Regions from separate parts of the Homo sapiens genome. Here all the other regions are linked to region 3. Evidence: read pairs that join two places in POLR2A ChIA-PET (ENCODE). Cell type or tissue: MCF 10A. All regions are shown on one strand.

Evidence for each region. Peaks named below come from ENCODE experiments on the same cell type or tissue, not always from the same donor. Only the 100,000 strongest peaks of a DNase experiment are listed, where the experiment ranks them.
Region 1: POLR2A ChIA-PET joins it to region 3 with 7 read pairs; 3 of 35 experiments call an interaction of 5 or more read pairs at or near these places.
Region 2: POLR2A ChIA-PET joins it to region 3 with 5 read pairs; 1 of 35 experiments calls an interaction of 5 or more read pairs at or near these places.

The regions. Positions count from the first base shown.
Region 1 is chr19:38,702,038-38,704,537 of GRCh38, reverse strand. The region is part of intron 3 of ACTN4 (actinin alpha 4); the gene reads right to left. LOC107985291 (a long non-coding RNA gene) reads left to right here. Exons shown (of 2, transcript XR_001753937.2): 2 at 2,374-2,500. Among named protein-coding and RNA genes, the nearest start is that of CAPN12, 41 kb to the left of the region's middle. RefSeq lists an enhancer at 1,533-2,033. In MCF 10A, no CTCF peak of the experiment used is centred here; no DNase peak of the experiment used is centred here.
Region 2 is chr19:38,791,845-38,794,344 of GRCh38, reverse strand. No RefSeq gene overlaps it. Among named protein-coding and RNA genes, the nearest start is that of LGALS7B, 3.9 kb to the right of the region's middle. RefSeq lists an enhancer at 1,215-1,914. In MCF 10A, no CTCF peak of the experiment used is centred here; a DNase peak (open chromatin) is centred at 954.
Region 3 is chr19:38,578,202-38,580,701 of GRCh38, reverse strand. It overlaps RYR1 (ryanodine receptor 1), which reads right to left. Exons shown (of 106, transcript NM_000540.3): 99 at 2,498-2,500; 100 at 574-720; 101 at 198-332. Among named protein-coding and RNA genes, the nearest start is that of MAP4K1-AS1, 17 kb to the left of the region's middle. RefSeq lists an enhancer at 650-1,151. In MCF 10A, no CTCF peak of the experiment used is centred here; a DNase peak (open chromatin) is centred at 1,191.

The DNA of each region.
Region 1 (2,500 bases), 120 kb before region 3:
GGGGGCACCCCGGGCCCCCACTCTCAGGGCAAAGGTGGTCTTTTTCATCTCGCAGTCAGCAAATGTGCACTACATTATTGTTTATTGTGAATCTGTCCACTTCCTTCCAATCCTACTGCCGACACTCTCCACCAAGCCACTGTCATCTCCAGAGCTCAATGCGGCTGCCTCCTATGTACCCTTCCCGCCCATAATCCACATCGACACAGCAGCGAGCATGGTTGGTTTCCTTCTTTTGAGACAGGGTCTGGCTGGCTGGAGTGCAATGGTGTAGTCATAGCTCACTGCAGCCTTGACTGCCTGGGCTCAAGCAATCCTTCTGCCTCAGTCTCCCGAGTAGCTGGGACCACAGACGCATGCCACAACATCTTGCTAGTTTTTAAACTTTTTGTAGAGGCTGGGTCTTATTATGTTACCCAAGCTGGTCTCAAACTCCTGCTCAAGTGATCTTCCTGCCTTGGCCTCCCAAAGTGCTGGGATTGCAGGTGTGAGCCACCATGCCTGGCCCACAGGGAAAGGGCTTGCCCTGAAGGCCCAGGCCCTGCCATCCTGCTGGAATTCTCTAGCTGCATCCTCTGGGCAAGCCAGGCTCTTTCTTGCTTTGATACGCTCTGTCCACTCACAAAGCACGCCCCTAGCCTGCGACCCTCAACTGGCTGGTCCTTCTCATCGTGTAAGCTTCTGCTTGTGTCACCTCTCGTGGTGGCTTCCCTGACTGCCCGTCCCAAGGAGCTCCCCAACCCGCCACCCAGTTCCTCTCCCTGGCCCCTGTGCTGCCCCAAGGCATCACTAGTGAAATCACATGTTGGTCGGGCTGTTTACTTGTTCACTGTCTGCCTGCCCTCGTGAGGGCGGGGCTGCTCTGACCACCACTGGATCCAGTGCCTGGAAGGCCAGTGAGGAACAAGCATGGCTGCTGTGTTGTCAGGAAGGGGAGAGCACGGGCCTGAGGCCAGACTGCACGCTTTCTGAACTAACCTAAAAACAAACATTTGCGGCCGGCTGTGGTGGCTCACGCCTGTTTAGTCCCAGCAATTTGGGAGGCTGAGGCAGGTGTGGATCGCCTGAGGTCAGGAGTTCGAGACCAGCCCGGCCAAGATGGTGAAGCCCCGTCTCTACTAAAAACACAAAATTAGCCTGGCGTGGTGGCGGGTGCTTGTAATCCCAGCTACTCTGGAGGCTGAGGCAGGAGAATTGCTTGAGCCCGGGAGGCAGAGGTTGCAGTGAGCTGAGATTGCACCATTGCACTCCAGCCTAGGTGACAAGAGTGAGATTCCATCTCAAAAAAAAAAAAAAAAAAATTGCTGAAACTTCTCAAAAGAAGGGCTTGGACCACACCTTCTTCAGCCTCAGTAACTTAAGAGAAAAATCATCTCTGCAAGGCCCAGGACAGCTGTGTGTCTGCGGCTGGGTGAGAGAAGGCAGTGCCTCATCCCAGAGTCCATCAGCCAGCCGTGCCTAGGGCAGTCCTCCCAACTTGTCAACACGCCATATGCAAGGGGCATGATGGAGTGGCTTCCAAAGAAGACAGAGGGGCGCCACTGCTGCAAGCACTCTCGGGGAAGGGCTGGGCACAGGGGTGAGTTCCAAAGCTAACTGCAGAGCTGGAGGCCCAGGACACCACAGGAGACCCTGCTCACTGACCTCTGAGCAGAATACTCCAGGGCAGGCTTGCTTGGAAGCAGGTGGAGAGGTCACAGAGAAGATGGGGCTCACCTTCCCCCGGGGACACACCCAGAGGAAGGGGGTGTCCATGAGCCACAGCTTTCGGGTTTTGAGAGGAGGAAATATGCTCATTCTGCTGCCCAGAGACAGGGGAGGGACCCAGTGTCCACCCTGTCCTAGGGTTCAGAGCCCCAGACCCAGAAACTGAGCAGCACCACCTGCCCCTTAGTGCAGCGAGGCAGCTCGAGCCTCAGGAAATCTATTCTGTGCACCTCCTGAGGGCCGGGCCTGCAGAGCTGGGCAAGGCCGCAGCTCCCCGGCTCAGCAAGTACAGGTGCAGCTGGTAACGGAGGGCTTATGGAGTTCCGGTGAGGAGAGGAGGATGGCGTTTCTCATGACACATCCACCAGCTGCTTCTCTGACCTGCAGCTGTGCCTCCGGCCCCTCTCATCACCCCCACGGGAAGCCAATGCTCCCGCGAATGCCCAATCATGTGGAAGGACAGGGGGACAGGGTGGGGCGGGGTTCTCAGGTGCCTTGAGCCCCAGGAACGCCTCCATTAGGCTTTGTTCCAAGGCCCCACAGTCACAGGGATTGGGAGTGAACCAATTTGGGCATGAACAGAGAACATTTTTAGACCAAGTTTTTCTCCAAATGAAAACTGATGACTGACATGGGTCTCTCCTCTAACCCCTTCTGTATTTACAGACTAGCATTTGAGCAAAATAAATGCAGCTGTGAGAAGCAGAAGGCTGGAACAGAGCCTGGAGGAAAGACCCATGCAAGGACAGAAAATCTCAGGGCCTGACTGAATTTTTGGGTTGTGATTTTTTTA
Region 2 (2,500 bases), 210 kb before region 3:
GGGCTCAATCAATCCTTCCGCTTCAGGCTCCCAAAGTGCTGGGATTACATCTGTGAGCCAAGGTCTTTTGAGATGATAAAAATGTTCTAAAATTAGATTGTGTTGATGGATGCACAACCTTGTGAATATACTGAAAAACATTGACTTGTATACTTTGAATGGGTGACTTGTATAGCATATGAGTTATATGTCAATAGAGCTGTTACAGAAAGATCCAGGAGGATGGGGAGGAGAGAAGGGAAGCTGAATCATAAATTCTAAATTTCTTTGAAGACAAACTTAATAAAGAAGGATTTAGGTTGGGCACCATGGCTCACACCTGTAATCCCAGCACTCTGGGAAGCCTCGGTGGGAGGATCGCTTGAGCTCAGGAGTTTGAGTCCAGGAGTTCAAGACCAGCCTGGGCAACATAGCAAGACCCTGGCTCTACAAACACCCGCCCCCCCCAAAAAAATTAGCCTGGCACCATGGCACGTGCCTGTAGTCTCAGCTACTTGGGGGGCTGAGGTGGGAGGATGGCTTCAGCCTGGGAGGTTGAGGCTGCAGTAAGCCCTTATCCACAACTCCACTCAGCCTGGGCAACAGAGCAAGACCCTGCCTCAACAAAAAAAATTTTTTATTTAAAAATTTTTGATGAACTGTTACCGATGGAGGGTGTCCAGGTGCTTGGTCTCTTGAATGAAGAATTGGGCAAAACGCACAAAGCAAGGAAATAATGAAGCAACAAAGGCAGAGATTTATTGAAAATAAAAATACACCCCACAGTGTGGGTGCGGCGGAGCATAGGGGCTCAAGGGCTGGGTTACATAATTTTTTGGCATTTAAATACCTTCTAGAGGTTTCCATTGGTTACTTGCTGTACGCCCTATGTAAATGGAGAGGATGTTTCCTGTCATAGCTGAAGTGTGAATCAGCCTTATGTTCCCTGCCTCCAGACCCTATTTTCCTGCCTCAGAACCATTTGAGAATAAGTCGCAAACATGCTGCACCACCAAATACCTAACTCTATTTTCCACAAACAGGGACAAGTTCCCACATGTACACTGTCAGTCAACGGTGAAATTCAGGACATTAACACGGCTGGATCGCTACTGTCTAATCCGAAGACCCAACCACATTCACCACTTGTGCCAATAATGTGTGTTCATTTCACTGTATGTTTTGAAATGTATACCAGATGCATATATTATCTTTATGAAAAAACTGATATTTTAAAAACACTCGACACAGCCAAATGAAATAAGAGCGAACTCATTCAAGCAGGAGCCCCGGAGGACTGGGAGAAACCGGCCTCTCACAGGCCTCCTCACCAGAGCTGGGCTCGCTCCTGGCCACCGCCCACCCACTCCAGGGCCGGACACGGGAAGGGACCGCCCAGACCGAAGGTCGCAGGGGCCTAAAACCCCGGGTCCTGAATGCGCCTGGGACCTGCAGCGAACCTGGCGTCCCCACCTGACTCCAGAATCAGATTCAGGCCAGGCCAGGAACCACCCCAGCTTCCTGCATCCGCCTTGGTCCAGGCAGCAATGCGGAAGGCGGACGCCAGGGGGTCGGAGGCTCAAGGGCGGGGATCGAGACCCAAGGCCTGGCGCGCCCACCAAGATGTGGCTCTGCACTAAGGTTCCGGAACAGCCGGCCCTGAACACCCACGTGCAGCTTCCGATCGCAGCCCTGGCCTGGCTCCTCGGTCCCCGGTTGAGAGACCCGCGACCGCTGCAGGGTGCCTCGCCGAGGGTGGGGGCTCGAGGCGCACAGTGCTCCCAGCCTCTCCCACCCCAACCCCGCCATTAAGGGAAGCCCCAGCGACGCCCTGAACCCTGAAAGTCACACTGGGGCCGGGGCTGCACTTGGCGTCCGCTTCCCCTCCCGTCACAGTGACCAGGGCTAGGACCGGGGTCCGGGCCGTCGGGGAGAGCGGAGGGCGCGTGGGAATGGGGCTCGCTGCGCCAGGGAAAACCCACGCCGTCCTTCGAGTCCTCCCAGCTGTTCCGCAGAGCCGGGGCCGCTGCCATCGCGTCTGCCCCGAGGGTGCGCAGGCGGGTACCTGTCCCGACTCGGGGAACAGCGGGAGCCCGGAGACGCCCGTCGGGCTTCCCAGCCCCACCTGGGACGTCTCTAGGGGCGGGAGGCCAGGAGAGAAGAGGGTGGGAGAGATGAGCTGCAGGGGGATACGGGACCCAGGGACCCGGGATCTTATAACACGCTTTCCACCCGTAGGATTGGGGCCCACAAATGACCAGAAAGGTGGGACTCATTCGCCCCCTTTGCAGATGGACCCATGTTGGCGCCCCTTAGATCTGCAGTGGGGGCACCAGGACCTGCGGTGAGCGCCTCTGCGCCCCAAACGCCAGCAGGTCCGCCCGACCGCATTCCCAGCTGGCTTGCTTTGCACAAATGCTGCGTCAGGGCACGCCCCACACCCACTCCTTCCCAGATCGCGACCCTCACGCCTTCGCAGACAGAAAGTGTCCTAAGCACAGGCAGGCTCAGAGCCCGCCTC
Region 3 (2,500 bases):
TTTTATAGAGACAGGATTTTTGCTTTGTTGCCCAGGCTGGTTTCCAACTCCTGGACTCAAGTAATCGTCCCGCCTCGGCCTCCCGACGCACTGGGATTGCAGGCTGGAGGCACCACGCCCGGCCTGGAGGTACCATTATTAACTCCTTCAACAGATGCGAGAAGGAAGGGTCCCAGAGTGCTAGGGGAGGGGCTCACCGTCATCATGTCATCACACTTCATGTCAGGTTCATCCTCATCCTCGCTCTTGTTGTAGAACTTGCGGAAGAAGTTGAAGGCCACCACGGTGTACAGGTAGACGACCACCGCCAGAAGGCCCACGGTCATCACCAGCTGGGGGCAGGATGGGGCCAGGTCAGCTCCGCCCTGGGCTTGCCCTCCCCCCACCCTGCCCATGCTGGGTCCTGGCCCCGGTTCAGTCCCTGTGGCTCTACCTTGCTGCCCCACACACCCCCGGCTCAGCGCACCTGGCCTTGCCCCTCCTCAGCCCAGCTGCCCGGCCCTTATCCCTTCACCACCCACTGCCACGCTGGTCCCTGCTGGCCCACGCCCCACAGCCAGGTCCTCCCCACACCTGTTTCCCATTGTGGGTGACAGAGGACAGGATGGTGCGCAGCGTCTTGACCCCCATGGCGATGTCCAGGAGATGGGCAGCAAAGAAGAAGTTGTTGTAGTGTCCCAAGAGGGACATCACCATATACCAGCCCAGGTACAGGAAGGACTGTGGGCACACAGGGCCAGGGGTCAGGGGGAAGGCAGGGACACACGAGGAGCACTCTGGAGGGTAGGGGCCACTCGAGAGTCAGCTGTGCCCTGGGGGTCGGGTGCCAGCTCTGTTTGGGGAGTACATGGAGGATCAGGGCATTCCGGGTGAGAAGGCATCCTGCGGGGAGATGAGAGCCCCCTCCAGAAGGAAATAATCTGGCAATCTAAGGGCACACTGAGGGAGCCAAAGGATGTTCTGGGCCGGGTGTGGTGGCTCATGCCTGTATCCCCAGTGCTTTGGGGGGCTGAGGCAGGAGCATCACTTGAGGTCAGGAGTTGAAGACCAGTCTGGGCAACATAGCGAGACTCCATCATCTCTTCCTCTGTCTTTTTTTTTTTTTTTTTTTGAGATGGAGTTTCACACTTGTCACCCAGGCTGGAATGCTATGGCGCAATCTCAGCTCACTGCAACCTCCGCCTCTCAGGTTCAAGTGAAGGAGGCTAAGCCTGCCAAGTAGCTGAGACCACAGGTGTGGGTAACCACACCCAGCTAATTTTTTTTTTTTTTTTTTTGAGATGGAGTCTTAGTCTGTTGCCCAGGCTGGAGTGCAGTGTTGCAATCTCAGCTCACTGCAACCTCCGCCTCCCGGGTTCAAGCGATTCTCCTGCCTTAGCCTCCAAAGTAGCTGGGACCACAGGCGTGGGTCACCACACCCAGCTAATTTTTGTATTTTTAGTAGAGATGGGTTTCACCATGATGGCCAGGCTGGTCTCTAACTCCTGGCCTCAAGTGATCCACCCACCTCGGCCTCCCAACCCAAAGTGCTGGGATTACAGGCCTGAGCCACCGCACCTGGCCACTCTCTGTTTTTTGTTAGAGACAGGGTCTCGCTCTGTTATCCACGCTGGAGTGCAGTGGTGCACATGCAGCTCACTGAAACCTCTGCCTCCTGGGCTCAAGCCATCCTCCCACCGCAGCTTGTTGAGTGGCTGGGACTACAGGTGTGCACCACCACGCCTGGCTAATTTTTGTATTGTTTGTAGAGACAGGGTTTCACCGTCTCTACAAAAGTTGCCCAAGCTGGTCTTAAACGTTTGAGCTCAAGCAAACCTCTGCCTCCGCCTCCCAAAGTGCTGGGATTATAGGCCTGAGCCACTGTGCCTGTCTGCCTGGCTAATTTTTTGTGTTTTTGTTGTTGTTGTTGTTGAGATGGATTCTCATTCTGTCGCCCAGGCTGGAGTGCAGTGGTGCGATCTTGGCTCACTGCAGCCTCCACCTCCTGGATTCAAGCCATTCTCCTGCCTCAGCCTCCTGAGTAGCTGGGATTACAGGCACCTGCTGCCATGCCCAGTGCCAGGTTTGTCTTGAACTCCTGACCTCAAGTGATCTGCCTGCCTCGGCCTCCCAAAGTGCTGGGACTACAGGCGTAAGCCAGCACGCCCAGCCCCAGCTAATTTTTAAATTTTCTGTAGAGAGAGGATCTCACTATATTGCCCAGGCTGGTCTCAAACTCTGGGCTCCAGTGATCCACCAGCCTTGGCTTCTCAAAGTGTTGGGAGTACAGGCGTGAGCCACCACACCCAATCCCAGCTATTTAAAAAAAAATAGTAATAATAATACTAATAAGATGTCTAGGGGGATAAGGAGCCTTGTGTGGATAAGAAGATACCCTAGGGTCACAGCCACTCAGGGTCCCAGGAGTCATTCTTTGGTCAGGAACACCCGACGTTGGGAACCCTCCTAACGCCCCACCCCTGCAGAGTCCCTCCCCAGTCTGTGGGCCCCTGCTCACGTT